Regions from separate parts of the Homo sapiens genome. Here regions 2, 3, 4, 5 and 6 are each linked to region 1. A link is a loop called in an ENCODE intact Hi-C map of the cell type or tissue named here. Cell type or tissue: dorsolateral prefrontal cortex. All regions are shown on one strand. Region 1 overlaps DMBT1 (deleted in malignant brain tumors 1). Region 2 has its middle 4.0 kb from the start of C10orf120. Region 3 has its middle 32 kb from the start of PLEKHA1. Region 4 overlaps HTRA1 (HtrA serine peptidase 1). Region 5 overlaps BTBD16 (BTB domain containing 16). Region 6 overlaps PLEKHA1 (pleckstrin homology domain containing A1).

The links. Peaks named below come from ENCODE experiments on the same cell type or tissue, not always from the same donor. Only the 100,000 strongest peaks of a DNase experiment are listed, where the experiment ranks them.
Region 2: a loop joins it to region 1, with 5 times the contacts of the local background. A loop is called at or near these places in 49 of 110 quality-filtered maps.
Region 3: it touches region 1 in a loop (5-fold over the local background); 69 of 110 quality-filtered maps call a loop at or near these places.
Region 4: it touches region 1 in a loop (4-fold over the local background); 34 of 110 quality-filtered maps call a loop at or near these places.
Region 5: a loop joins it to region 1, with 7 times the contacts of the local background. A loop is called at or near these places in 100 of 110 quality-filtered maps.
Region 6: it touches region 1 in a loop (5-fold over the local background); 79 of 110 quality-filtered maps call a loop at or near these places.

What each region holds. Positions count from the first base shown.
Region 1 is chr10:122,563,093-122,568,092 of GRCh38, forward strand. DMBT1 (deleted in malignant brain tumors 1) reads left to right here. Exons shown (of 56, transcript NM_001377530.1): 2 at 2,875-2,904. Among named protein-coding and RNA genes, the nearest start is that of DMBT1, 4.8 kb to the left of the region's middle. In dorsolateral prefrontal cortex, CTCF peaks have their summits at 2,775 (motif pointing left), 2,987 and 4,146 (motif pointing right); a DNase peak (open chromatin) is centred at 2,779; H3K4me3 peaks cover 1,054 bases.
Region 2 is chr10:122,701,328-122,706,327 of GRCh38, forward strand. No RefSeq gene overlaps it. Among named protein-coding and RNA genes, the nearest start is that of C10orf120, 4.0 kb to the left of the region's middle. In dorsolateral prefrontal cortex, a CTCF peak has its summit at 2,694 (motif pointing left); DNase peaks (open chromatin) are centred at 1,139 and 2,714; H3K27ac peaks cover 1,009 bases.
Region 3 is chr10:122,340,515-122,345,514 of GRCh38, forward strand. No RefSeq gene overlaps it. Among named protein-coding and RNA genes, the nearest start is that of PLEKHA1, 32 kb to the right of the region's middle. In dorsolateral prefrontal cortex, CTCF peaks have their summits at 2,324 (motif pointing right) and 2,532; DNase peaks (open chromatin) are centred at 2,337 and 4,297; H3K27ac peaks cover 4,876 bases.
Region 4 is chr10:122,462,110-122,467,109 of GRCh38, forward strand. It overlaps HTRA1 (HtrA serine peptidase 1), which reads left to right. Exons shown (of 9, transcript NM_002775.5): 1 at 1-15. Among named protein-coding and RNA genes, the nearest start is that of HTRA1, 3.1 kb to the left of the region's middle. In dorsolateral prefrontal cortex, no CTCF peak of the experiment used is centred here; DNase peaks (open chromatin) are centred at 602, 1,892, 2,672, 4,972 and 2 weaker places; H3K4me3 peaks cover 4,691 bases; H3K27ac peaks cover 5,000 bases.
Region 5 is chr10:122,295,849-122,300,848 of GRCh38, forward strand. It overlaps BTBD16 (BTB domain containing 16), which reads left to right. Exons shown (of 16, transcript NM_144587.5): 8 at 1,920-1,989; 9 at 3,156-3,286. Among named protein-coding and RNA genes, the nearest start is that of BTBD16, 27 kb to the left of the region's middle. In dorsolateral prefrontal cortex, CTCF peaks have their summits at 3,100 (motif pointing right) and 3,310; DNase peaks (open chromatin) are centred at 3,103 and 3,783; H3K4me3 peaks cover 827 bases; H3K27ac peaks cover 2,429 bases.
Region 6 is chr10:122,432,293-122,437,292 of GRCh38, forward strand. It overlaps PLEKHA1 (pleckstrin homology domain containing A1), which reads left to right. Exons shown (of 12, transcript NM_001001974.4): 12 at 1-53. Among named protein-coding and RNA genes, the nearest start is that of MIR3941, 18 kb to the left of the region's middle. In dorsolateral prefrontal cortex, CTCF peaks have their summits at 3,126 (motif pointing left) and 3,326; no DNase peak of the experiment used is centred here; H3K27ac peaks cover 2,704 bases.

The DNA of each region.
Region 1 (5,000 bases):
AGGTGGCAGGCACCTGTCAGCTCTGGTCTTCATGCAAACTCTTGAGAAAAACTCAGTATGCCCAGGTTTGTGCTGGGCAGGAAAGGCTGTGGTACCCACTGCTAGCCCCAGCAATGCCCCTCCTCTGCCACTTGCCTGCTGTGGATCCTCTGTGACCCTCAGTTTACTCATTTATAAATGGAGGTTATGTTCCAACCCATGCAGTATCTGGCACATAGACAGAGCCTCAGAACCATTTAGTGTTACTACTCTAGACATTTTCCTCATGTTTTATCCAAAAGCAGCTTCCTAAAAGTAATGTGAGCTCTTGGATTGGATCCTGCAACAGAAAATGAAAAACTGGTGAAATCCAGATAAAGCCTGGAGTAAACTTAGTAGGAAGGTACCAGTGTTTGTTAGCATGAGAATCACTTGAACTCAGGAGGCAGAGGTTGCCGTGAGCCGAGATTGTGCCACTGCACTCCAGCCTGGGTGACAGAGTGAGACTCTGTCTCAAAAAAAAAAATTAATAAATCATTTTCCAGAAGTGATTCTTCTCCCTTCAGGCAATTTACCACCATTCCCACAATGGCAGCTGGAGTAACCTACAGCTATGTGGTTGATTCTTGGAAGACTACAGATTGGTCTCAGTATGTGCAGAAGGGTCTATTCAAAATGTGTGGACACAGCAGAACCAGGAACAACTTCAATGTGGTGTTCCATGCTGTGGATGAGCCTTGTCAAGGCTCTGGCTGGATGAGTTCGACTGCCATGGGATTAGGCAGGATACCTGGGACCTGGCAGTGGGAATTGCATGGTGTCAGGTAGACTGTGTTTAAATGGCCGAGTTTTGAATGGAAGGCTCTCTTAGGCACATCTATCAGCTCGTTCTTGAGTGTGGGAGCAGGGATGGCATGTCAGAAAAGAGGTGGGGATGTTCTGGTACAGAGTTCCCTAGTTTGCTATCTCTGTTGAAAGAATGTTGTGGTTTCTATTGCGAGTTTCTTCTTCATTTTCAGGGATGCATAGCCACATGGTTTCAGTGGCCCCCTTCCTAAGCCATCAATATGAAGCAGGGCAGCTGGGGGAGCCCATCATGGAGCTCATATTCAGGCTGTTGAGGCAGGTGAAGATGTTCTCTGACATACGGCAAGTCCTGTCACTGGCCTGTTGGTTCCATTAGAGAAATTCAAATCTCTGAACTGTGACTGTCACTGCTCTCAGGACCCACATTTACAAAGAATCTGAAGAGCCGGGCATGGTGACACATGCCTGTAGTTCCAGCTACTCTAGGGCTGGAGGCAGGAGGCTCGCTTGAACCCAGGAATTTGAATCTAGCCTGGGCAATAGAGCAAGACTCTATCTCTAAAAATAAAATAATAATCTGATAATTTTGTCAAATGCCTTAATCCTCCTTTTACCAGGAAGTAAAAAGAAAAGGAATAATGAAAGAAAGTATGCTGGAATTGTTAATAAGAATTTAAACATAGCAGACCTTTTTGTATCACATACATTTTGGTATATAAACATCATAAAAGACAAAAGAATACCATCACATGTATTTTTTTTTTTTAGCAAAATAAGATGGTTGAAGTTCTTGTTGCAAAATATCATGTGATGAAATCCCTATCGAAGTGTGTAAGAGTACTGTATTTTATTTTTGTCCTTAGAATTGTATCATTGACCCTGGATTCTTGAATTTGAGAAATTCATCTAGGATATCATCATCTGAAGACTCATAGTCTGAGATTTCTGTTGTACAATCAATTCTACCATTATTAGTATCTGGAGTGCTATATCTTGTCTCTATATTCCTCTTCTGGTTCATCTAATTATTGCAGAAACATCTTCCCTTGTCAGTTTTCTTCTCTTTGCCATCACAAGTAGAAAATGAAAAAATTTGAATTTTTAACTGCATTCAATGAAAGCTAAAAACAGACTATGAAGAAAGTGTCTCCAATCTTAAAAAAAATCTTCTTGAAAGATAATACAATACTTTGGGCATGGAAGAATTATGACTTATTTCACTAGTTCATCTTCCTTCTAGGCAACTTCACCATTCTATCATTTTCTTACTATTTAATAATTGATGAATAATGATGCAATACTTTCTTGGATGATGAAATAGTGAAATGCTTCAAGACATAGGAAAAATAAAATCAGAAGCCAATAATGAATCTTGGATTTATAAAAGGATCTAATGGATCCATATGGTGATTACAAGATAGGATGAGTTTTATCCTTTTTTTTAAATGAATAAATACTCTCTCTGATCTTTGAAAGACCTCTAAAATATATAAAAGTTGTTAAATATCAACACTCACGAGTATAGTTAGAACTGCTCAAAAAGAAACTCAAAAGCTACAGTTGAGTCCGATGGACCTTGTCTGGCCTCACTGAATATAAAGATCCAGGGATCTCTAGATTTCCATTTGCTTCAAGATGGAATAAAATGTTTTCAGGTTATGAGTCAGAAGGAACAGAATATCTGACATTAACATATTTTCTTCTTTAGGGGTCATCTGAGTGGCTGTTGTCAATGCCAGCTATACTCAAATTTCAGACTGGACAACGAGCTTAAGCTGTCTTCTCTTGTCCAGCCCTTCTTTCCAAGCATAGATTACATCCTGTCACCATAAGCTGTAGTGTTAGGGGCCTAGTAAAGAGACATATGCTTCATTACATCTAAAATGATTGAGCTCCTCATATCCAATCCACTTGCTTTAATCCGCTATTGCAGAATTCATTTAGCAAGAACGTCGGGGACACACAAACCCAAGATTGAGCCACAGCGCCCTCTGGTGTGATTGTACGGTGAAGCTAAAGCCAATTTCTGTGACTTGTAGGAAATCATTTCTAAACAGTGTTTCTAAGACGAATTTGTGTTCTTTCCAGGTGGGTGGATCCCAAGGACTACAGACTACGGTAAGACCTTTTCTTCACTCCTCTTCCCTGGTGGGGTTGGCCAGTTCTCCTCTGCTACTGTTGGCTAGTTGAGGCTGAGCACAGCTGAGGTCACAGAGCAAACGCCTGCCTTGTCGAATGCAGGAATGCCGGGGGGACAGGAGACGTGCGTGCCAAGACCTGGGGCATGTCTCAAGTGCACACTCGGCCAATCCCAGCTGTCATTCTCCTTCCTCTTGCTCTCTGACTCTCAGTCATTTATCAGATGAGGTTAGTTTCAGTTTGGTGTGAGGAGAGATAGTTGAAAATAAAGGTCAGTACCTTTTCTTTTTTTTTCTTTTTCTTTTTTCTTTTTGAGATGGAGTCTTGCTCTGTCACCAGACTGGAGTGCAGTGGTGCAATCTCAGCTCACTGCAACCTCCGCCTCCTGGGTTCAAGCAATTCTCCTGTCTCAGCCTCCAGAGTAGCTGGGACTACAGGTGCGCACCACCACGCCCAGCTAATTTTTGTATTTTTAGTAGAGATGGGGTTTCACCATGTTGGCCAGGATGGTCTTGATCTCTTGACCTCGTGATCCACCCACCTCGGCCTCCCAAAGTGCTGGGGTTACAGGCATGAGCCACTGCGCCCGGCCTACCTTTTCTTTTCACTAATAATGACAGGTATCTTGAAGATAACTAACATCTACCAAGCACTTGTTATATACCCTGCATAAAATGATTTTCATGTATGAAATGAATTGATATATTTTTAAAAAATACTTAAAATACCACCTGGCACCTAATAAGTGCTCAACTAATGCACATAGTGAGTGCTATTATCATGAAATCTTTCCAAGAACACTTTGAGGTAAGTAATACGATTATACCCATTTTGCAGATGGGAAAACCAGGGCACAGTTAGCTAATTTGTCAATATTTCTATGTCTAAGATCATGTGTCTGGTGAGTAGCAGGGCAGAGATTTGAGGCTAGGATGGGTGCCTCCTCTTACCCCTGCCCTGGTCTTTGACTTTGGCTAAATGTCCCTGCCTCTCCAGTGAGAATGTGCAGAGAACTTTGTGCCCAAGTTTAATTTTTCAGGGCCTTCCATGTGTTCACTTAGGATGACTCTGCTCCTGGGCCCTTGGCCTTGTTGAGGTCAGTCCCTCCCCTTCCAGGACATGACTTGAGAGATCCAGAAATGGCCTGGGAAAGGCAGATTTCTGACCAACACAGAGCAAGGGAGAGGCTGAGGCAGGGAGACCGAGCACTCTCCTGGAGGGACCATTCACAGGGTGACCAGGAGGGGGCGCATTGCCCTGCTGCACCTCTAGGTTCATCTCTGATCCAGAAGAGTTGCAGATGGCATAGAAGGTAGGGTGTTTTGCTCGTAAGAGGGGCCCTTCCGAATAAGGCCTCAGGTCTGAACAGGCATCTCCATGGATTATGTCCCTGAGACTGGGGAAGGACAGAGCATGGGAAGTCCAGAATGTACTTTGGGGATACCCTGAAGATGGTCCAGCTGGCCTTTCCTCCCTCTGGGAGGAAAAGCAACCTGCCCCCTCCCTTTGCATCCCATTCCAGCCTCTCACTCTGTGACCACAAGTTTCTCATAATCTCAAACTCACCATTGAAAAGCCACACCCAGGATCTGGCTCCTACTGTCAGGACGGTGGGCTGCACCCCTCAGGACCTGTACCTATTTTCCTCACACCATCAATACAGCTTACCCCAGTGGGTGGTCTAGTGGCATCACGTCGGGCAGGAACATGGTGCTTATTGACTTCCCAGCATGGCCAGCTCCATGGTGGGAAGCAGGCTCAATTAGCCCCTCCCAGGAGAGGAGGCTGGAAAAGTAGGTCGAGGCTTGCTCTTGGACTTGATCCTGATGGGACTGGAGAGTGTACTGAAGCATTTTGAGCAAGGAATTGAATTGAATATATTTGTACTTTCTAAAGATAAAACTTGAAAACCACCTGGAGACCAGTGAATCCTCTTAGTATAGAAATGGGTGCAGAGTAAGCACTCCATCGATGCTGATTGAATCAATGAATGTGGATGGACTAGAGAAAGGAAGAGCAGACACTGAGGATTCAGCTGGGAGGAGGCCAGGTTCAAGGGGATGAAGGCTTATCCC
Region 2 (5,000 bases), 140 kb after region 1:
CAGCAGAGGGCCTCTGAGCAGTGAAGAAAATGCCTTTTGCAGTGCATTCATTGACTTTCCCATGTGTCCCACACTCAACTGCTAATTAAGTGACCTTGAGCAAGCCATACAACACCTGGCACATCATATGCATTCAACAAATATTTGTGGAACAATCGATGGGATTGTTGGACTCCAATTGATGGAATATCGTGTACCCATTAAAAATTGAGTCTAAAAAATTTTCTGTAATATGACATAATGGGATGCAAAAATAGGCAGAATATAAAACTTATATAGGGTATAATTTGGATGCTGTAAAAATACAAATATGCAAGAGGAAAAAAAGACCAAAAGGAAATACACAGTGATACTAAGGTTACTTCAGGCTATGGGCTTGTGGGGATATTCCAGGGCTGATGGTGCATCAGCAGCCTGGTCAACTCCAGATATTTAGATGGAAAAGTTATTGCCCTGCCACAGCAGGTACAGACAGGTAAAGGTGTCATTGTCAGGGTCCAGCTCCTCCAGACTTCAGAGAAAACGAGGGTGAGAAAGGATACACCTGGGCGGGGTGTCACCACAGCCATGAGGCTCTATACTGTGGGAAAGTCTGCTTTTCTCACACCTGGTTCCACAAACTTCTGCTTTTAGCTCACTTCCTTCTCTCCTTCTCTTTCATTGTCATTCCCAGGCTTTTTGCTTTTGTTTTCTTTTACAGATATTTCCCCTCAATTGTTTTTACATTAGGTTTTATTCTTGACTTTTACCTGGTTTTGTCCTGACTTGTATTCATAGACATCAATCTCATCTCCTGGTCCATTTTCAAATTCTCTTGAACTGCCTTTCACATCTGTCTTTCATCTTTTACTTCATGTTTTCTTTATTTCTTTGTCTTGTAGACTTTATCTTTTATACATATTTCATTTATTCTTAATATTTATAATTAATATTTGTACACACACACATACACACATATATATAAATATATATACACATATACATATATACTAATCATATGAGAGAGAGATTTATTATCTATTATTTATTTTAGGGAATTAGCTTACATGATTACAGAGGCTAGCAAGTGCAAAATCTGCAGGGTAGGCTGGCAGGCTAGAGGCCCAGGAAGAAGTCAGTGTTTCAGTTCAAGTCCAAAGGCCATCTGATGGCAGAATTGCTTCTTGCTCAGGAAAAGTCAGTCTTTTGTTCTATTCAGGCCTTTGTGAGGCTCATCCACACAATGCAAGGCAATTTGCTTTGCTCAAACTCCACCGATTTAAATGTTAATCTCATCCCAAAACACTGTCCCAGAAACATTCAGAATAATACATCATACCAAATACCTGGGCCCCATGGCCTAATCGAGTTGGCATATAAAATTAACCATGACACCTACTTATAGTTCATAGGTTTTTAATAATTTGTTTAAATGTATTATAGTTTTAAAATATCAGGCTTTTCGTTTCTATACATAATTTTACCCATTATTGAACTTTATATTAACAGATTCACATAGTATGTGTTCCTTTGTGTCTGCTTTGTGCCCCTTCTTATGAAAAAAAAGTTACAATTCTCTTACTGATATGCTTGTACATTCCTTTTTATTGTTGTTTAGCATGATGATGCTATGATTTATTTATCAGTCATCTGTTGCTTACAGTTGGGTGGTTTCCGATTTGGGGAGCATTCTTCTACATGTCTCCTTGGGATTACGTGCATGCTTTTCTCTACCAATTCACATTCCCACCAGTAGTGTATGAGAATCCCTGTGGATACTCATCTTGCCGATACAGGTAGATTGGTTATGGTATCTTGGATGGTTTTCATTTACATTTTTCTGGTTAGAAATAAAATTGAACACTTTTTCTATTGGCCATTGAGATTATTCTTTGTGAAATGTCTATTCAAGTCTTTTGCTCACTATTTTCTAGTTTTTGTTTTCTTATTGATATGTTAGATTTCTTTATATGTTCTTGATATAGGCCCTTTGTCAGTTAAATGTGTTGCATATACCCACTCCTACTCTGCAATTCACCTTTTTACTGTCTTTAAGGTGTCTTTTGATGAATGGAAGTCCTTATTTTTATACTAGCTGCACTCTAATTTATCAGCCTTTCCCTTTATGGTTAGTGCTTTCATGTCTTGTTTAAAAAATCATCTCCTACCTCATGATACTCTCACATATTATACACACACATATACACATACACATACACACACATAGATACACATACACACATGCAAATACATACACACAGACACATACACACAGAGAGATACACACACACATACACAAATGCATACATACACATACACATACATATACACACATATACACACACACACAAACACACACACAGACACATATACACACACATATACACATACATACACATACACACAGAGACACATAAACACACACACATACACATACACACACCCAGAGACACATACACACATTCACACAGTGATATTCTCCTATGTCACTCTCTAAAACCTTTGATATTTTTTTCTTTTGAAGTTTGTTAACGTCTTATCCTCATTTTATTAACTTTATTTTTCCACCTTATTTTCTTTTAAGCATATTTTGCAACTTATTTTTATAATGGCTATCAAAAAGTGTGACGGTGTGTGAATAAGTCATACACAAAACCCTGGGGACTCCTCACCCTCTGGCAGCTGCCCCTGCAGCCATCCCTGGGCTCTGGCTCCCTCTGGTGGATCTTGCAGAGGCTGGCTCTCCAAAGACCCATCGGCCATCTCCCTCTCTCCAAGGCTGAGTCTATGCAGGTAGCCGCCTTGAAGCGTGGAAATGGTGCTCCTTCTTAACATTGCATGAGATCCACACCTTGTATAAGGAGCTGTGCTCTTTAAAATCGTAGTCTCCTCTACAAAACCACCAGCTCAGGGCACACCACATTCTGGGAAGTGTCCTCTAGGTCAGTGCTTCTCAAACATTAATGTGCGTGTGAATCTCCTGGAGGTCTTGTGGAAATGCGGAGTCTGATTCTGCAGGTCTGGGCCAGGACCTGCACCTCTAACAAGTTCCCAAGAGAAGCAAAGTTGTGACTCTCTGTGTAGGTCACTCAATAAGAGGTGATCCTCAAAGCATGTCCCTGGGCCAGCGGTGGCAGCAGCAGCATCACCCAAGACATGCAGACTGTCAGGCCCCATACAGAACTACTGAGTCACAATCTGCATCTCAGCCAGTTCCCGGGTGAATGGCAGGCGTGGTAAAGTGTGAAAGGAATCTGGCCCGGGCAATGTTCTCATCTGCTGCCTGTGAAGGATCAGACAATGGACAGCCTGTGCAGAGCACCTGTGGACAGAATTCTATGGGTTCCACAGCAAAGTGCCTCAGACGTCCCGGTTTCCAGGCTGAGCCTTCACCCTTCTTGGCATGAAAGGGTCCTTTGATGCCTAGTTTCCTCAGTCTCCTTCCTTTCGGCACAAGGGTTGAGGAGACCTGGCTCAGTCAGCCTTGTTCCAAACCATTACCTAGGAATGGGGTCAGCTGTGCCTCTTTGAGGAGCCTCTTTTGAGAGGTTCACCCAGAAGAGTGAGACCCAGGAGCAGGAGAGGCCAATTCTCATTTAGCCCTCTGGGAGTGGTTTCAGCCACAATGAGGTGTCATAAGCTTGATCTTTGCTTCTTCTGTCTCTCTTAGGGGAGCAGATTATTAACTGGGGAAGTCAAAACCCTAAAAGGGTGATTTTCATCAAACTTCAGATTCTAGTCAACAATGCTGACATTCCTGCCCACATGTGTCTTTTATTTTCCCCCAGAATTTCTGCTGGGTTCTTTGCAGGCCCTACCAACAAGCACTTTCCCTCTGAGATGGAGTCTGTCCCAGTGGGGGCCAAGCAGATGAAAAACAGCATCAGGGCTCATGAGGAGAGATCTTCTCTAGCCTCCCTTGGCCAATTAAATGGAGATCATTGTCCAACACCATATTATCTTTCTGAAAGGAGACCTTGGGAATCCCCCTGTGGTTGCCTCTGCTGCTATTAAAATCCACTGAAGGGCATGAGGAATTCTTTTTTGAAGTACAGGAGGGCTTGGGTTCTTGAATTTGGAGAGGTAATATGGTAGGCGTTCATCTTCACGGTAAGGCCAATAGATGCACATTTTAAGAGCCAATAGGCTCGGCCAGGCACGGTGGCTCATGCCTGTAATCCCAGCATTTTGGTAGGCCGAGGCAGGTGGATCACGAGAACAGGAGATCGAGACCATCTTGACCAACATGTTGAAACCCCGTCTCTACTAAAATACAAAAAATTAGTCAGGCGTGGTGGCAGGCACCTGTAGTCCCAGCTACTCGGGAGGTTGAGGTAAGGGAGTCGCTTGAACCCCGGAGGTGGAGGTTGCAGTGAGCCGAGATCATGCCACTACACTCCAGCCTGGCAACAGAGCAAGACTCTGTCTCAAAGAAAAAAAAAAAAAGCTCCAAAAAATATGTCTCTAGATGCCTGAATTTTCTCTTTAGAAATGTGGTCAGTTGAGGGCACAGAATAAAACCCTGAGGTATTAGTTGACTTTTCTGATGGGTTTTGATGCCATGATCCTAATAAAGAGATACTAGAGTATGATGGTCAACAGCATGGGTATGAAGTCACTGGCGTGCTAGTAAATGTTAACAACCGGCTCTCTGAATGAAGTTGACAAATGTAGCAAATAAAAATACAGGGCATCTGTTAAATTTGAATTTCAGATATGTCTCATTTACTTATACAAAGAATTTTTCATTTTTATTGAAAATTCAAATTTAATTGGGTATCCTGTTATTATCAGGCAACCCTATTTCTGGGGGGGGATGTGAGCAGAGGGGTGCCTCTCGCTACTTGCCAGCTTACTATCTCTTTTTCTTTTTAACATTAATGCCTATGTCATTCTTTTCCTTCCAACTTTTATTTCAGATTCAGGGGGTATGTGTGGGTTTGTTATACGGATAAATTATGTGTCACAGGGGTTTGGTGTACAGATTATTTTATTGCCCAGGTAATAAGCATAGTATCCAA
Region 3 (5,000 bases), 220 kb before region 1:
GAGAGCTAAACAGGATGGCAGGGTGTAGTGGCTCATGCCTGTAATCCCAACACTTTGGGATGCTGAGGTGGGTGGATCCCTCGAGCCCAGGAGTTCAAGACCAGCTTGGGCAACATGGTGAAACCCCATCTCTACAAAAGATATAAAACTCAGCCGGGCATGGTGGTGGGCAGCTGTAGTCCCAGCTACTTGAGAGGCTGGGGTGGGAGGATCATTTGAGCCCAGGCAGTTGAGGCTGCAGTGAGCTGCGGTTGTGCCACTGCACTCCAGCCTGGGCAACAGAGCAAAACCCTGTCTCAATTAAAAAAAAAAAAAAAAGAAAAAAAAAAAGCAGGGAATGCGGGGGAAGTTAAACAGGATAACAGGATGATTTCTTTCATAGCGAGCACAGTGTTTGCGGAGGAAGGAGATGGTGTATTTGTTTCACCTTCAAATTGCGGGGCATCAGAAAAGTCACTTGTCACTTACCTTCCATGACTGTCATTTTCTTATCTTTAAAAGGGACATAAACTTACCCCTCTGCCTCCCTCTCAGGGGCTGTGAGCCCCGCAGGCAGCACTGTATGTAAGGCCTCTTTATGGACCAGTCCCTGTGCAGACGCCTGGGGGCTTGGTGTTACTGGCTCAAGAAAAAATGCAACCTTGTGGCATTTTACCACAGTTCTGTAGGATAACAGGGATGACAAGAACTAAAAACACTGACAAGCAAATCTGCAGATGTCTAAGAGAGGAGAGGTTGTTTGGAAGCGTCTCTGAAACATGAATGATTGCCCGGTCTCTAGGGGAAACAACGGTTAGGTATTTGAAATACGTAAACTCATGCGCCAGGAGTTTGCAAGAGTGGGAGAAACTTGCCAAGGAGCGATGCCAAAAATGTGTCTGTAAGGTGAGCAGTAAAGCAGAGTGGGGAATGTTAGGGAGGGGCTGGGGCGGGCAGGAGGAAGGCAGCCCCAAAACCTGCGGGGGGCTGGGGTGGCAGGAGGAAGGCAGCCCCAAAAGGAAAAGGGAAGGATTGAAGGATTGGGCTGCCTCCCCTTCCTCTTGGGCAACAGGAAGGTACTAGAGACAGTAGGACTTGGAGTGTCAGGGAGGGGCCCTGTGATGTCATTTCCACCTCCTAATTGTACAAGGGGGAAATGGAGCCCCAGCAAGGTGGAGTAATGATTCTGGTGGGAAAATGCTTGGTAAGCACCGTCTCACTGAATCCTCCCGACCCCATGAAGTAGGTGTATTTTCCATGTCTGATAAGAAGGAAGCTGAGGCCGGGCATGGTGGCTCACACCTGTAATCTCAGTACTTTGGGAGGCCAAGGTGGGTGGATCACCTGAGGTTAAGAGTTCAAGACCAGCCTGGCCAACATGGTGAAACCCTGTCTCTACTAAAAATACAAAAATTAGCTGGGTTTGGTGATGCATGTCTGTGATCCCGGCTACTTGGGAGGCTGAGGTGGGAGGATTGCTTGAACCAGGAAGGTGGAGGTTGCAGTGACCTGAGATTGCACCACTGCACTCCAGTCTGGGCCCAGAGAAAGTAAATTTATTCATCCAAGTCTCCTCAGTGTGGCAGAGTTGGGAGTCCAGCTCAGGCCTGGCCACAGGCCTATCTGTTTCTATTTCCCCTGATGGCCCACTGAGAAGAGTGGAAATGTTTTAGGGTGTTTCATTCAAGTATTTCTTGAACACCTATCTGTTCAAAAGCAATGCGCACGGAGCATATGCTACGCGCCTGGCTGCGGTGTGCAGGGTGTGCCTCATATGATATCTCATTCGATTATGATGGGGACTTGAGCAGGGGCAAGGGTGGGAGAGTGGCACGTACCTGGGCCTGGAAGGATGGGGGGCTGTCCTTGTAGGTGGGGATGGAGGGAAACGGTACACAGGTGGTGTTCCAGCCTCATGGCTCTAGGACTGAATATGCATCTGAATTACCTGGGACTTTGTGCTTGCGCAGATCCTGGGCCCCGGCTGAGAGAGGCTGATTTTGAAGTCTGAGAGACACTCAGAAATCTGCACTATAACAGGCTTCCTGGGGGATGCTGATGCAGGGTGTCTGTGGATCACATCCAGAAACTGATCTGTGTGTCAATTCCACAGCAGGGTTTCTTACTGTGCTCCATACACCCAATTGTCTTCCTTACCCAGTGCCAAAACAAAATCCAAACAATAACAAAAAACCTGTGAATTGATTTCACCACACTGGCTGATTCGAAACAAAGCAAAACTGATTTCCTAGAATATGAAATAAACAGAACTTAGTAATGAGGCCCCTCCTGTGGGTGAGCCATAATTCACAGTCCACCCCTTTCCACTAGGGGGCATGGTCCACCTCAAAAATTTTAGTGGCAAAAATTTGCAACCTAAAAACTCGTTTTACAGCAGGGAGTCCCCTTGCTTTGTGGTTGAAAGTGGAGCTGTTCGTCCTGGGAGAGGCTCTGTTTATCCAAACATCCACAGTATGCACATCATAAAATCTCTGAACTTGAGAAGTGTTAGTCTTGAGACAAAAAAATCTTAAAATAATTTTACAAGCTTTTCTTACAAGGGAGAAATTCGTAGAGATTCAAGGGAGAACTTGAATTTTAAAGCCCAAAGTCCCAATGCCCAAAGCAGTGGCCATGAGCACTGGTTAACGAAACCTCTTATGTGCCATGTCTGAAACGCCTCGTTCACTTCTCCTGATGCCCTTCTGGCTCACCTCCTAGCCGCTCACCTCCTATCCCCTCCCCTCCAACGGGGGAGATGGCCCTGGACTCATTTGGTGCACACCAAGTCTTTCGGGTTCTAGAGTACAACTGACCTGGGTTTGAGTCTCAGCGCTGCCCCTTATCAGCTGTATGGCCTTAGGCAAGCCATCTAACCTCTCTGAGCCTCAGAGACTGATCTGAGATAGGCAATCAAACTCATGGTAAAAATTAAATAAGTTGATGTTTTTTGTAAAGCACCTACCACATAATACGTGCTTTATACAATTTATTCCTTATTTTTTCACCCTTATTGCTTGGAGTCAGGGAGTACTTGTTGAAGGTCAAAATGGTTGCTGTGCGATCTTGGGACAGTCCCTTTTCTTTCTCTGGGCCTATTTCCCTTTATGCAAAATGAAAAGGTTGACCCAGGTGCTCTCTGCAGTCTTTCCAGCTGCAATCATCAGATTCTCAAATTCTGTGAATACGAAAGAACAGATGTGAGTTGTTGAGCCTGTGAACCAGAAGGAGGAGGATCTGGGGAAAGGAACTGTCTTATTTTCCCGTGGGCTCATCAGAATGGGAATGAATTGGAAAGAGTAGGAGAAGGTTTTTCCTCGCCCCTCTTTATAGGGTTTTGCATCCGGGAGACTGGAGCATCTTGTAATACCGGGGAGGAGAGAGTTTGTTCTTGCTCTTGTAAGCCTAGGCTACTGTTTGGGGTTCGCCATGCTGTTGGGGAGAAGAGTGAGCTTCCCAGGGATGACCTGGGTACCAGAAGTCCCAGGCCCTGCTTGCACACGGGGGTAGGTGTAGGATATGGGGAATTGGGCCTCTGGGCCCTGAGGCCTTGAGAGCTGGCGGGTATAGAAGGAGGTTCTCCTGGAGGAGAGAGAGACAGAAGAAACCTCTGTGAGACAGACCCTGAGGGCAGCACCAGCCAACTGAACTTTCCGCAATGATGGGAATGTCCCACATCTGCTCCATCCGATGTGGTATCTGATGTGGTATCCGATGTGGTATCCGATGTAGCCGTTAGTCATGCGTGGCCTTTGAGCACTTCAAATGGGGTTGGAGCTAACTGAGAAACTGAGTTTTCAATTTTATTTCATTTTAATTAATTTAAATTTAAATTGCCATAAGCTTAAGTAGAAGAAGCAAGGTAACGACAGCACCCAACATGAAACCAGAACTGGATGCTTCCTGGCTTTGCAGACTCTCTAGGGTTCCGAGCCTCTCAGTCTCTTCCCAGGCCCCCGATGAGTGGAGCCTCAGTGGCAGGCTGTGCCCATGCCTGTGGCTCAGCCTGAGGCCACCTCAGACTTCTTTCTGGAGAAAGTCGTGCTGTGGAACAGGAAGGTTCCCATGCTGGGGAAGCGGAGTTCAGCTCTGTATTGATATTATTCTTATCTTGCTCCTTCTACTTGCGCTAACCACTTAAATTTAAATAAATGAAAATGAAATAAAATTTAAAATTTCACTCTTTGTCACTCTAGCCATGTTTCTTTCTTCCTTTTTTTTTTTTTAACTCCTCCTTGCAGAGGAGCACTAACTCACAGGCGGTGTGCCCAGAGTCGGCCAAGCCGCGTTTCAAGTGCTCCGTGGACTCAATGGCTAGTGGCTGCCCTGTGGGCTTGGCAGATGTGGGACAAAGGGCTCCTATGGCTGCTCCTCATGACTTTGAGCTCTGTGACTTTGAATGAGTCATGTGACCTTTGTGCTTTCATTCCTTGACTTTACTCACACCACAGATTTACAGTGAGCTGCTGCAGGCCAGGCTTCGGGTGAGGTTGTGAAGGTGAACAAAACACACAGTCTCCGCCATCTCAGAGCCTACAGTGTGTGGGGAAAGACAGTTATTAGTGGAATATGCACTAAAGAATGCCTGTGTGCCCTGAAGAGCACAGTTGCCTGGAGCACTGTTTCCAGAGAGCATAAAGCAAAGAAAGCTGACCTAGATCCTGGTGTGGGGATCAAGGCCCAAGGAGAGCCCTCCCAGGGGAAGCAACGCTTACACAGAGAGCTGAAGTCGGAGTGGGAATTGAAACAGGTTTAGGTGAGGATGTAGAGAAACGACTACTCATATGCTGCTAGTGGGAGGGTGAAATGGTGCAGCTGCTTTGGAAAACTGGTGGCTCCTCAAACAATTAACGTACAGTACCATGTGACCCAGCAATTCTCACCTCTAGTTACATACCCCAGAGAAAATGAAAATATATGCCCTCCCAGAAACGTGAACACGAATGTTCGTAGCAGTATTATTCACAACAGGCAAAACATGGAAATTAGCCAGGAGCGATGGCGTGCACCTGCAAAAGGGG
Region 4 (5,000 bases), 100 kb before region 1:
GAGCCTGCGGCCAAGGTACTCCGCCGCGCTCCTGGGCAGCTCCCCACTCTCTCCATCCCAGCTCGGACCTGCTTCTGCGGGACTGGTGGGCAGGTTGAGGGGCAGCGAAGCGTTGTGGGGTGGCCAGGGCAACTCTCGGGGACAGGCAGGTGGGCCCCGGGGTGGCGGATTTCCGCGGGCTGCCTCGGAACCGAGCTTCGCGCCCAGCCCGGGGCCGGTTCTGCGCCCAGACGATGCCAGTACGCCCGGCCTGCACTCTGGGGCTCGAGACGCCGGGCGACCGGCCATGGAGTGCCCTGAGGGCAACCACACAGCGCGGGGACCCCAGGACAAATAAGAGGAATGGGGGCATAAAGGAAGGAGAGAAGTTCAGGACTGGGAATTGGCGCCTCGCAGAGCGGCTTCAGGACCACAAGAAGTCATTTCGGTTGCTTTTTCTTCTATTTACGTCCTCCGTCCCCTTTAAAATTCACTGCTTTGATCACGGGACCGCTCAGTGAAAACTGTATGTAACTCTTTTGGAAAGGAACAGTGTTTGCCGGCCCGCCCCGGAGTTTCTCCAAAAAGTCTACCCCGAGCAGGGAACGGTTTGGCACCGCTCTCGTTTCGGCGGCGTTGCTGCCTGTCTTGCTTTCCTCGTTTTGAGCCAGCCCTACAAAAATGAAAGTGGCTCCTTTTGAATAAGCTGAATCGGGCTTTGGATCACGAAATCTGCAGAGGCGGAGAAGGGACCGGGTTAGTGATGAGGAAGAAGTCTACCCCTCTGTTCCTACAGCCGCACACAGGACCTGTTCTGGCAGGGGAGACGGTGGTGATGGGGGAAGGAGTGGAATGGAGCAATGTCTAACTCTCTCGCGGGACCTTCCGGAGAGATGCTCCTCATCTTCAGGCAGAGGCCATGTGGAAAAATAATATCGAGTTCAGCAGCGGCCAGCCCCGCGTTGTAGGAACCAGACAGCGGGGCTTGGCAGTGCGCTTGGGCGCAGCCGTGCCGCTGCTGCCGGACCCCAGTGCTGCCTCCTCAACACGGGCAGTGCCAGGAGAGGGGCATAGGGGAGCACAGTGCAGAGGGACTGGTCTAGAGTTTACTTTATAGGAATATGGTTCGGTGTGACCAACTAGGGCTTAGCATAGTTTGGCTTACGTGGACGGGAAGATGCCAGAGCCGAACTGGGTGAAATTCGAGATTGCGTATTTCACCAACACAGGAGCACAGCCCTCGGGAAACTCAGCCTAGTCAGGCAGTAGAGAGTTGTCCCGGAGAGAAGTGATCCTGCAGACTCGAGAAGGGGCATGATGATAGCACACGTCTGTTGAGCACCCAGTCTGTGTGCCGGGTGTGTTACCTCTGTGACCTCATTTGGTCAAACGAGGAGGCAGTTGCTCCTCTCTCTCTCTTTTTTTTTCTTAAGAGACAGGGTCTCCCTCTGTCGCCCATGCTGGAGTGTAGTGGTGTGATCATGGCTCACTGCAGCCTCCGACCCCTGGGCTCAATGATTCTCCTGCTTCAGCCTCCCAAGTGGCTGGGACTACAGGCGGATGCCACCACACCCAGCTTCTCATTCCCGTTTTACAGATAGCGGAGCTAAGGTTGAAAAACTTGCCCAAGGTCATTCAGCTGGAATTTAAACCCAGACAGCCTCATTCAGAGGAGTCAGCCCAGCACTTAACTCCAAGGGTGTGGGAGAGGGGTCAGGTGCTGTAAATTTCCTGGTGGGCTGGACGTGCATCCCCCTCAGAGCTGGGAACAGCATACACAAAGCCTAAGACTTGTTTGGAGGTGAATAGATCAGTGTGGCTGGGGAACGTTTTGGGAGGGCAGCAGGAGTGAGCCAGGCTGGTGGCCCAGAGTCCCAGGGCTGAAGAGGCTGGCTGTGCCCCGTGCCCTGTGCGCAGATGTTCTTGAACTGGAGCAACTCAAAGCCTAGTGTAGTGTAGGGCTGACCTAGCAGTGGAGTGCGGAATGCATCCAGGGTGGAGAGTTTAGACTACTGCAATAATCTGGGTGTGAGGCGACAACATTGAAAAAGCATGTTTTTGTCCAAAACAAGCCAGCTGTTACTGGTCTCGCTGTTTGTGGTCTCATCGCACGGGGTCCTGAGTTGCTGGCACCATGCGAGCCGCCTAATTTATTGCTAGTGAGGCAAGTTGCTTAACAAGTTTTGGAGTTGGCTGAGTCCCTGTGTGGAGGAAAACAGGTCCCCCATTGGCCATCGGGCTCACAGCGGGCCCCCGGTGTACCAGTGAGGGGACAGCCACAGAGGGATAAGCATGGTGGCTTTGAAAGGAGGGAGAGACAGAGTGGGTACAATGCTTTTCTTATCCCTCCCTCCTTCTTTTGCAAATATTTATTGAGCTCTGTAGGGTGTCTGACACCGTTTGCATGTTTGTCTGTCTGGCACATCGGAGGTACTTGGTACGAGTGGATTAGTGAATGAATAAATGAATGAATGAAGACAAACGGGAGGTGCTTGCGATACACAGCCATTCTGTTTTTCCTTAGTGGAAGGCACTGCTTTGCTGCGCCCCCTCTCTGGATCTCACACTCCACCCTTGACTTTTCGGAGGTGTTTCCGAGGACAGGCGCCTGGGAGCCAGCAGACTTCATTCAGTCCAAGCCAGGCTCCAGGACTCAACAGCTGGTGCCCACGGGCAGGTCACTTGACGTCACTGTTAAATGAGGTGAATTGGCTGCCTGCTCTGGCTGGAAGATTGGCGGGAGAGTCACTTTAGCTGCCATGGACATGAGCCTTTTCTAGGGGTGCCACTTGACTAGAGGCCTGGAGTTGGAGCAAGTCATACACGGATCTGGAGACAGAGCTCTCGAGGCAGGAGCGGGTGCTGCGATTTCAAATATTATAAGGTGGCTTTGTCTGGGGCAGAGCATGCCAGGGGATGAGAGGTAGAAATGTCATCAGATCAGGGGTCCCCAGGGAGGTGACTAGCACTTTGGGTCACAGTAGATCTTTGGATAGAGGAACATGTCACCATTCAAAGGAAAGCACTTTCATCTGTAAGCTGTTTATTGAATAGACCTCAGAGAACATCTCTGCTCACCGCTCTGGAAATGAAGGCAAATCATCTATTTCAGAAGTCAATGCACTGGCAGGGTTTGGATGGGAAAGTATACAATTCAGCTAGAGAACAAAGATCTGTCATCTCCAGCTGTACTGGTCAGATGATTACAAAAAAGAAAGGAATTGAAATACTAATAGGGTACTAATAATGAGGGCTAACATATATGTTGTGCTTATTCTATGCCGGGTGCATACTAATTCATTTGATCCTCCGGACAGTCCTATGAGTGAGTGCTGTAGTCTTCCCTGGGTTACAGCTGGGCAGCTAAGTCACAGAGAAGTACCTTGCTCAGGACTGGTGGTCCCACACAACTGGATGGAGAGCCTCGTTCATAACCACCATGCTGTGCTGTTGACAGAGCAACAGAGATTTTAAACCAACCCCAGCTAAGCCCCAGCTAATAGCTGAAATAAACAGGGCTCCAGATGGCTGTGGCTTAGAGATGGAACAGGACAGATCACAGCCTTCACTCTGCAGGCTCAGGAGCCTGAAGACAAGGTTGCCTCCAGTTGCCGTCAGTGCAGCCCTCACTAAAGAAAAGCAAAAAGAGCCGAGGGACTGTAGGAAGGCTGTTTCCAAGCCAGAGATCCAGACAAACTGCTCTTGAAGAGAGAAAGCCCTTCCAGATTCCCCCATGTCCCAAAAGACCAGCCGGGATTCCGGACCTCTGCTAAAACATGGACAAGAAGCCAGGAACGAGACCTGAAACAGACTTCCCAAACAGCAGAAGCCTCATCCATTTCTCCTGCTAGTACATCCTCCAGGAAAGCCCACCCTACTCCATGCAGCAGCCCAGACAAGCTTGGAGGTCTGCAAGCTGCAGGGGTGCCCAGAAACTCCACCCCTGGAGGTTTTTAGGATCGCCTGCTCCTGGTCTCACCCCAGAGCCTCTAAAGGCAGAGGCTGTATGTACATACCTGGTGAAGAACCAAGGGCTTAGATGGTTGCTTTACTTCTTGGAGCCCTGGAATGTTTGTAAAATTTACTTTTTTTTTTGAGACAGTGTCTCGTTCTGTCGCCTACGCTGGAGTGCAGTGGCGCGATCTCGGCTCACTGCAAGCTCCACCTCCCGGGTTCATGCCATTCTCCTGCCTTAGCCTCCAGAGTAGCTGGGACTACAGGCACCCGCCACCACGCCCAGCTAATTTTTTTGTATTTTTTGGTAGAGACGGGGTTTCACCGTGTTAGCCAGGATGGTCTCCATCTCCTGACCTTGTGATCCGCCCGCTTTGGCCTCCCAAAGTGCTGGGATTACAGGAGTGAGCCACTGCACCCGTGCCAAAATGTACTTTATTTAGGTGACTCTTTCGTGGGAACCTCAAACAAGCAATCATTGCTAGCTGAGTGCTGACCCTGTACTGAGCTCTGGGGAGACAGGGTTGAATAAAACAAAGTCACTGCCCACAGGTAACTTATATTCAATACAATGGGGGAAAATACAATCACTGCTTCCCTGGGGTTGTATTTTTCCATTGTTAAAGTGGGCAGTTTGCTCGAGAGTCATTTTCACTATTGGCAATTCAAATACACCTTTTGTCAGTTAAAAAACAAGTGTGCCAGGGACCTGAGCTTCATCTTAGGGCAGGGTGGGTGGAAACATTTGTGAGTCTCCAGCTTTTAGTCACCTGAAACTTGGAAACTTGGAGGTCTTTTGAGCAGTTTATGAGTCTCTGCCTGCTCTGGTCGGCTGCCTTCTTTTATTGCTCTGTTGGTTTTGCTAAAGAGTTAAAATATTAAGGCTTCATAAAATTAGGAAGTTAACAAGCTCAAAAACCAAGTGTTTGAGTTACTTCATTCCACTGAGAGAGCTGTAAATGGGTTGCATTGGAACTTAAAATAACTGCATTGAGTAAGTGATGGTGGCGGGCACCATGAGCTAACTGTGGTCAGAAGCCTGATGGCCTCCGCTTTGGGGCTGGATT
Region 5 (5,000 bases), 270 kb before region 1:
TGCCTTGGCCATGACCAGATTATTTATTCACTTATCATTTCTTACCTTGTTCTAGTAAAGGCTTTGAGTGGCTTCCATGAATACATGAAATGAAGCCACAGAACACCAATTTTCTTTTTTTTAAGGAGGAAGAAAAAGATGGAGAAGCTACCATTGTATACTAACTCTAATAACCACACTTTTTTCCTAAGATAGGCCATACATTCAGCTCTGAACTTGCTAGCGGCAGATAAAAAGGGAAACTTGATCAGTGATATTCGATGCAAACTAGATAACAGTTTAAAAAACAATTCACTTGGGAGAAGTACAACTACTATTAGTATGAAAACTGTGGATGTCTTCAGCAGATGACCCCAAGCAACCTAATGGTCAATGTCCTCAAGAATGTCTGTAGAGTAAATGCAATAATAAATCTTATAATGTTTTTTTCTTGGTTTTGGCAAAAGCGGCACACCAAAATGCAACTCAGTAAAAGCTACTCTCCAGGGATGTGGTTGTTGGTGGTAACAAGACCCCATCTGCCTTCTGGTCTGGCCTTATGGAAGGATACATTTTAGAATAAGTGCAAGAGGTACTGGATGTCCTTTAAGCCTCTGCCCATGAGCGGTGTGTATATCAACTGAGTTTAGGACAACCATTGAGTCATAATGAGTTTAAGGTTGTGCTTCCGTATGAGATCCCAGTGGCTACTCTCGGGTGCCCTGCTCAATGAAGTGAACATACTTCAAAGCAATTTTGCTGCAGAGAGGTTAGTATTAGCTGTGAAAGTTCAGTCACTGAAACATCTGTGACCCTACCTGCCACATAGCACGTCTACCACACTCCATTCACCTCGGCTCATGCCCTCCTTGGAGGGAGGCAAGGAACCAGGTAGAAGGAAGTCATGCAAATCAAAGCTAAGGGATTATGTGGAGAGGAGCAATCAGGGAGACTTCCAAGAGGAGGTGATGCTGGAGCTGAGCCCAGACGAACTACAATAGTCAAAGAGGGAGAGAGAGGGGACAGTGTGGAGCAGTGTTAAACAACGGCACTGCAGCTGTGCCAGCCCTGACATTCCTTCAAAGTGTGGCACCTGCTCCTGCCCCAGGGCCTTTGCACATGCTGTTTCCGCTTCTTGGAATGCTGGTCTTTGAATCCCTGGCCTGGCCTGTTCTTTTTCCTCCTCTTTCAGGTTTTAAGTGCCTCTCTTCTGACTTCTGGTCACTTTTCTGATTTAACCACACTAGGCTGAAGTCTCCATCATCTGCCTTCCCATCACACCTTGTTCTTTAACTTTTTAACCCTTAACATGACTGCCAAATGTGGTTATCTGTCTGAAAGTTGACTTAACATGTCACCTCACTGGCCCATCAGTTTTGTTCTTTGCACACCAAGGACCTCTCCAGGTGCCTAGCACACGGTATGTGTTCAATGAATAGATCCTTCATGGGTGGGTGAGCCAAATCAACAGGTCCTAGTCATGAGCTCGCAGAGACCTTCATCTGAGAGCTGCTCTTTGATTCCATTTGTGCACAGAGAGGAATGGGACTTGAGGCCCCTCTGGTGGCACCATAAGGGTCTGTACAGGAAGACAGTCCTCAGGCAGGGGGATGACCAGATGGCTATGTTGGCTAAAATCAAACCTCATCTCAGCACCTGGTGGCACTTCAGCTTTGAGCAATAATCCTTGTTCCCTGCTATAGGGTTACTTTGTTTTCTCCTGAAGGATTTGATTTCTGGCCTCATCTCCCAGCCCAGAGCTATTTCTAACAAGCCATGTTGGTCTTGTCCTCTGGCCAAATGTCCATACCCCTAAAGCGAGGCTCCCTTCCGTTCAAAAGTCTGCTGCTGTCCTGGAGTTGAATGAGAATCTCTGGGACTTTCCGCTTCTCCAAAAGCAGTGTGGGGTTCCTCCAGAAACTGCAGTTCTCTCTCTCCAGGTGCGTGGATGTGATGATAGCCAGACTCAAGCCAAGCACCATCAAGAAATTCTACGAGGCCGGCTGCAAGGTGAGAACAACCCAGACGGGGCACATCGCCCCTTGGGGGGGCCTTCAGGAGCAGCCTAGATGCTGGGATTTTACCCACCAGGCCTACTTCCCCCCAGAATATCTATTTGAAGTCATCAAATATTTTATTTTGCCACATGAACACATTTGTGTGTTTTTTTTTTTAAACCATCATTTTATTTTTTTAAAGGATGTTTTAACACCAAAAAAATAGAAAGACTTTAATCTTAGATGGGGGAAGAAGCAGCATAGCCTTTCTCACCGAAACAGCCGAAGACCTTCCAGAACATTCTTGCTGGAGTTGTGAGGTCTAGATTCACCTGGGTCTAATCAGTGTGTCAGGGTTAGGAATAAATGATAGAATCCAACCTCATTCTCAGAGGAGAAAACAGAGCCAAGGAGGGCAGCAGCCTGCCCAGGGGAACCAGCTGGGTCCAAAGCCCAGGCCTCCTGACTTCAGCTCTCTCTGTATGGCCACCAGTGACCTGGGGGGGGATACCAAGCAGCATGCCACAGTTCTCCCATCATCGCGTCCTCCCCTTCGCCCCACTGGTAATTCCAAGGCCACTTGTGGTGGAAACTGCATCCTGGTCAGCATTTCTCAGCAATGCTTGGGCTGCAGAAGGACCCCAGGCCCAGAAGCTATTCGAGGTGTACTGAAGCTCTCTCAAGGTCCCTGGCTCTAAGACGCCTTTTCCACTTTCTCTGCCCTTCAATTCCTGCTTTTTGGGTGTGTTCATAGCCTCAGAACTCCTGCGAGGTACACCCCTTGGGCCCTCCATGATCAGCCACTGACTTGAACTAGTGGGCAAAGCCTATGGTCAGGTTGCCTGGGTTTGCATCCGGCTCTGCCACTTACGAGTTGTGTGACGACAGGCAAGAGCAGGAACCTGGGAGCGTCAGTTTCCCCACCGGTGACCTAGGGATAACAGTGAACCCACCTCATAGGTTTTCGCTGAGGATTGATTTAAATCAACTGAGTGCAGCGCCTCGAGCATAGAAAACACTTAGAAAAGGTATCTGCTGTAATTCATGTATTTTGTAGAAAAGGTTTGAGCGCCTCTGCAGTGACTCTCCCTCTGAGCACACGTGTAGTGTCGTCTCAGGCCAGCAGAGGGTGCCAAGAGCTCAGGACTTCCTTCATCAACTGGCTTTTTTTTGTCTTAGTACAAGGAAGAGCAGCTCACCACCGGCTGCGAGAAGTGGCTGGAAATGAACTTGGTTCCTCTAGGGGGGACGCAGATCCACCTCCACAAAATCCCACAGGACCTGCTCCACAAAGTGCTGAAGTCCCCCAGGTCAGAGCTGGCTCCCAGGGTGCGGCCCCTGAGAGGGGGATGGGAGAAAGTAGGGGCCAGGCTGGGGAGGGAGGTGCTCTGATGGAGGCTGCACCCCCACCTTAAGCTTCCTGCCCTCCTGGACAGCTGAGCCTTGGCTGGGGCTGGAACTCAGGGTGCTGTGTGTGGGGCTGGGGAGAGGGCTCCCTTCTCGCTCCTTCTTGTGGGTAGGAACCCTCTGAGTACCTGCTGTCTCAGGTATTTTCACCTGGGTGCGAAAAATGAAAGACTTAATTACCTAAGTAATTTTTAGAAAAAATCCTGACAACATCAATGCACATTCATTTTAGAAAATGAAATCTCTCACCCTAAATCAGCTTACATCTCCGGCGCTGGCACCTCTGCTGAATAACTCTACACCCACGTATCTGATCGCCTGCTTGACCTCTCTGACAATTAAGATTAAAAGCCATCTCTCGGTGCCCCTGCCCTGTCCTGCACCCCAACCCTGCCCCCAGTGTTCCTCCACCATCTGACTAGCGGATCAAGCTAGACCCTTGATAGTCCTGGACGCCACTTTGACCATACCCCAACCCTGAGGTCATTTCTACTTCCAAATCAAGTCCAGCGCTATGGGCCTCGCTCCATGGGTAGCAGCCCCAGCCCAAGATCGGAGGTCCAATGTCTCTTATTTTGGACCAAGGTGACCTCTAACTGTCTTGCTTCTGGTCTGGACCCCCTTCTAATCGCATCTCTAGCCAACAGCCTTTGCCTCTGGTGACCTGGCTCCTTCAACTCACACAGCATAAGTGCAGCCACGGGGCCCCCCCTGAAACTTCCCTGATGAACACCTCCCCATACCGGGCCTTGGTTCATGCCCATCCTCCTACCTGAAATGCCTGTCCCCTGCCAGGCTCCTTCTCCCTTACAGAAATTCATGGAGATGTTTCCCAATGCCGGGCTTTTTAGGTTATTTCTAATGTTTTACCAATATAAATAGCACACTGGTGAACATCCTTCAACATTTGTCTTCATCTCAGATTCTTTCCCACATTAAATTCCTAGAAATGAAGTTACTAAGTCAAAAGAACTTTCTATTTTGTGTTAGTCTCTTAAACATTTTTATTTGAAAATAATTTCAAATTTAACGTTGCAAGAATAATGCATAGAATATATACAATATATAATGCATAGAATATATGCAATAATGCATAGAATATATATTCTATGCAAAGAATATTTGCATAGAATATATACACAATAATGCATAAAATATATAGTTACACCCAGTACTGCCAATCACCCTAGAGTTCAATTTCTGCCCTGCTTGCTATATCATCTGCGTCTCTACGTGTATCTACATATACACTTGTTTTTTCTGAACTATTAATATTAGGGAGTAATTTGCGTTTATTAAGTTCCTTTACTCCACATGCTTCAGTGTTTATTTCCTAAGAAAAAGAATTTTTGAAAAATATAACTATAGTGCAGTTATCAACTTTAAGAAATTTACATTGATGTAATACTTTAATGTCATTTGCCCAATACTGCCTTTTATAGCATTTTTTCTTTCTTCAGTGCTGTTTAGGACCACTTAGTTGTCATATCTCTTTAGGACTCTATTTAAAAGGATCTTGGTACCCATTTCCAAGTTACCAAAATTTTATTACCTCTGAGTAAATTTCAAAAGTGAAAACTAAATTATGCTGAAAATCCTAGTAGAATATTAGAAAAT
Region 6 (5,000 bases), 130 kb before region 1:
TTATATGTCAAACTGGTTGAACACTGTAATGAGAATAAACTGCACAGAGTTTATTCTGACTTATTTCTCATTTTGTTTGGTTCAGCCCTTGTGTGATGAAGTAAATACAATGATTAGGGGTGTGTTTGGTTAATTGACTTCAGTTTACATATTTAAGGACAGAGTAATTATTTGGTCATCTTTGCAAGAATAAGAAACTTCAGATCTGTGAATTCTTAATGCATCCCTGCATGTGAAATTATAGAAGGAAAAATGATTTTTTTTTGATAGGGGAAAGAACTTGCTTATTTTTCTTAATTAAAAAACATGTTCTCAAAAGCAGAATTATCATATGTTAGCCTCAGAGCATCGTGTGGATCATCTGGGCTGCTCACAGTGCTCCATGATTATTTAGACGGCATGATGTAAGGCGGAAAGCAGAGGGCATCTTAATCTCCGGGTGGGCAGTTGAGATGCACTCAAAAAACTATGTCGGGTGTTAGAGGCTGCTCCTTGCAAACGTTCCCTATTGGTGATAAATATTCCACGTCTGTTGCGGTGAACACCATATACAGGGCCTAGTGCAGTGCTTGGTGCACTTGGTAAAGCTTAAATACTTCTCCAGTGAGGACAAGGCATTACTGTAGAATGTGTGAACTTCCCACATTAGAGAAAAGTGTATACCTATTTGTTAGATAAATTGTACTTTTGAATTTCTGGAATATTCTTTCCTTAAAGCAACTTGCCTTCAATGATTCGAGATACCTTCTTTTGCTTGTTGTGTCTAATCCATTGTCAGATCCTGCTGCTTTTCCCTGGCATGTTCATACCTTGTTCTCTGAAATTCAGCCGGGAATGACTTTGAACCAGTATGTCTGCTCACCTATTCATGTCCTGTTGGGGCTCTCCTGGACTACCCTATTCCTGTCATTGTGCAGAGTAGGTATCAAAGTAGACATCTTCATCTGTTGCCTTTTCCTGAAAAGCTGAATGACGACTTAAAGATCAGCTAGGCCAAGCCCCCACCATCAATGCTAACTGAGATAAATTGAGACCCCAGAAAGGAGGAGGATTTGCCTGGCCCATGGGGCACGTTAGCAACGAAGCTGTAACTGTTGGCTTCTCACTGTACTTGGGAGCATCATTAGGATCTGTGCCCAGGGTGTAGCTAGAGTAATCCAGCCAAATATACCAGGTTGCTTCCTAATAACCTATGGCATTCCGCACCTCCTCTCCAAAACACATAGGCTTAGTGTTCTTTTTTTTTTTCTCAGTCTTTTTCTGAAGGCCATTTGTTGTGTGAAATGGCTTTCTTCATCTTAGACCTTCAGATCTCTGTTGAATCAAGTGACTTGTGAATGTCTAGCCATGCAACAGCAGCTCACGTACTTCCTGTGTGTGTTCTAATATGCTGCTGCTACAAATGGATGGAATACATTGTCCTAGAATGCAAGGACCTTGAGGTTTGTGTCTGCGTTTCACCTGTTAGGTTTTCTGTAGTTCTGTTAGACGATGGATATGTTTATGTTTGATACCCCTTTATTGCAGCATGTTCAGCACTTTCAAAAAGGAGAGCATTTAGTATTTGGTTCTATTTAGGAAGGGCTTTTAATTATTTCCAAGAACTTATCTAGGTTTAGCAAATGAAGCTTTAATTTTTTTAGTATGTCCTACCTATTTTTCTGAAATATTATTTTCTTACCAAAAGTGCCATTGCGTGTGTAAGCCATGTTTTCTTGTTCACGCCAGCCATGGGAGGTGATAATAGCCTGGGTAACAATTTCAGTCATACTTGTCCAGGAGCCTGCTTCCTTGAAAGTGACTGATGTTCCGGTGTTCCTTTCTTTCCCATTGGGTCTTGGACACCTGATTGTTACCATGGTGTTTGTCCACTGCTGCTATGGTCTTGTTGATGCTGCTCCAAATATGTAGCTGTGTTTTCTGGATACATAATTTTTATTTAAAGCTTATTCCTGGACACATTTTGTCCATTTTTGAAAAGATCTAAACTAATTTGACTAGTAGAATTAGGCTAACAATACATGGTTCAAGGAAAAATACTGCCTTTTGTAATAAAAGTTTCTTCTTGCCTAGTGTCTCATTGGTCTGAATATAATGGCTGTCTTAGACCCGGCATCCTGGCGCCTGTCTTCAACTCTAGTTCTGCCGTATGTGACTTTAGGCAAGTGTGTGTGTTTCGGAACTTCATTTTCTACATTATATAAAATGGAATTGGATAAAAGCTACATCTGTCTTGGTAATTATTATTATTAACTGATGCAACTTTTTTTCCTTTGAAAAGTATTTTTTTTATTATTTAAGTTTTAGGGTACATGTGCACAATGTGCAGGTTAGTTACATATGTATACATGTGCCATGCTGGTGTGCTGCACCCATTAACTCGTCATTTAGCATTAGGTATATCTCCTAATGCTATCCCTCCCCCCTCCCCCCACCCCCCAACAGTCCCCAGAGTGTGATGTTCCCCTTCCTGTGTCCATGTGTTCTCATTGTTCAATTCCCATCTATGAGTGAGAACATGCGGTGTTTGGTTTTTTGTCCTTGCGATAGTTTACTGAGAATGATGATTTCCAATTTCATCCATGTCCCTACAAAGGACATGAACTCATCATTTTTTATGGCTGCATAGTATTCCATGGTGTATATGTGCCACATTTTCTTAATCCAGTCGATCATTGTTGGACATTTGGGAAAAGTATTTTTAATGTTTTTATCCTAAACCCAAAATAAGAAGGGAAAGCTGTAAACATTTTTGCTTTAACAAAAAGGAAATCCCTTTCTTAGCTTTTCTTTCACTTCTAGTTGCAGTTCAGGAATTTTCTGTAAGTGGTGCTTGTACCTTTATCAAAAGTTCTGTTAACAGTTGGTGAGGCAAGAAATATTTGTATCAAAAATGCAAAGATATGACAGCTTAATACCAGATCTCAGTGTTCAGAAGTTTAGTCCATATAGGATTTGTGTATGTTATCTATTTTTTAAATGATTAAATTGTATGTTTTAAACCTCAAGTAAGACACATGTTGAAAATATGGCTGAATTGAGGCTAGCATTTACAGTTTTGATTGATGAAATCTGTATTTTTTGATACATTTAATAGTGCCTTACTGTGGTATATTCATGTGGTAATAGCGCCACCTTCTGGTTATATCATTGCTAAATTTAAAATTTGGAAATTTGGAGTCTGTTTATTGCCTCCATCGTAGAAAATTAGATAAGATATGTGATTGCCTAGGATAGTTTTGAAATTAATATAAAATTCAAACTAACATTTACAAATTATAAATTTTTTATTTAGAGATGATTGTAGGTTCACATATAGTTGTAAGAAATAAAACTTTCCAAACTTTCAAAATGGGGAATATTTAGTATTTGGTCCTATTTGGAAAGAGCTTTAATTATTTCCAAGAACTTACCTGGGTTTAGAAAATGAAGTTTTGGTTTTTTAATTATGTCCTACCTGTCAATTTCTGTTTCTGTAAGAAATAATGTAGACCCACACGCCTGTAGTCCCAGCTATTCAGGAAGCTGAGGCAATTGGAACACTTGAGCTTAGGGGTTTGAGATCAGCCTGGGCAGAATAATGAGACACCATCTCAAAAAAAAAAAAAGAAAAGAAAAAGATATTGTGTACCCTTTACTCAGTTTCCCCCCAACAGCATCTTGAAAAACTAATACAATATTATAACCAAGATACTGACACTGATACAGTCAAGATGCAGAACAGTTCCATCATCACAAAGGCCCCTCTTTGTTGTTCTTTTTATAGTCACATCCATCTCCTATTCTGCAGGTTTGGAAGCAGACTTAGCCACTTGTCCAGAGTCAGATTAGGCTTGAAATGTATCTTTCTGATACCAAAGTTTGGGCTCTTAACACACTACTTCTACTGTCTCAGTAGAAGTCTTGAAAACTTCTCTTTTAAAATAGTACTTCCAGATTACTAAATGAGTTGAATTCAGTCTGTTTTCAACATTTCTAGAACCATACTATTTCAAATGACATATTATTTATACATACCTTTAAATTTAACATTTGAGAATCAATCATAGGTACGTATCAAATTACAACTTCCCTGAAAGATTTCAAGCCCTGACATTTGATAAATAAGGTTACCAGAATAAATAGTAAGTAACAGATTGAAATAGCTTTAAGATGCTGGATTCTTGCTTTGGAAACAGCTATAGGGCCTGGTTATAAAGATAATCACTTGGTATAGGCTAACAGGTTTTTTCCATGTGGAGAAGCTTTGACCTGATGGAGTTGGGTCAATTGGTGTCTTCAGTGTACGACATGCAGCACACAGGAGACCTAAGAAGACGACAAAGATGTCCACGAGGAATCTGCCGAAAGAAAATATAAAGTAATATGTGATAAAATCTAGCATGGAAAACTACGCATCAGAGACTGAGATGGCCCATGGGTGATGGTGTGGGTAAGATAAGTGTTGTGATGGAGAGGGCCTTTGGGGGGTCCCATGAGAGAAAAAGGTACTTCTAAGTAAAAGCCATGTGACTTTATAAATTTCTAAATGTTGATTCAGGGGTCCTAAGTGATGGAGAAAGTTTACATTGTTCTCTTAAGGCTCCATTGCCTCTTTCCCTCCCGAACTGTGGTATGTATACCTCTAATGCACGTTTTCTTTAGTGGGGAGGAAAGGAGGGGCTGTGGAGAACTTTCCATGGTCAGGAACTTACATCAGCCTTTTTTTTTTTTTTTTTTTTGCCTGTCTTTGGTACCTTATCTTCATGTTATGAATGTAACCTATTCCCTGTGGAAACATTTATTATTATTTCCAAATAGGGCCTTTGGTCCCAATGGCGTCTGTTTCTTTTTGACTTCTACATACGTCATGCTCACGGTCTTGGTTCGTATTGTCACTCATGCCATTTTTTCTTCCCATTTGCTTTTTGCCTGTCTAGTTTGAAGGTGGAAGATTTTCCGATGAATCAGATATGGCAAGTGAAAGGAAGTGAAGAATTAAGGGTAATGACAAGGTTTTC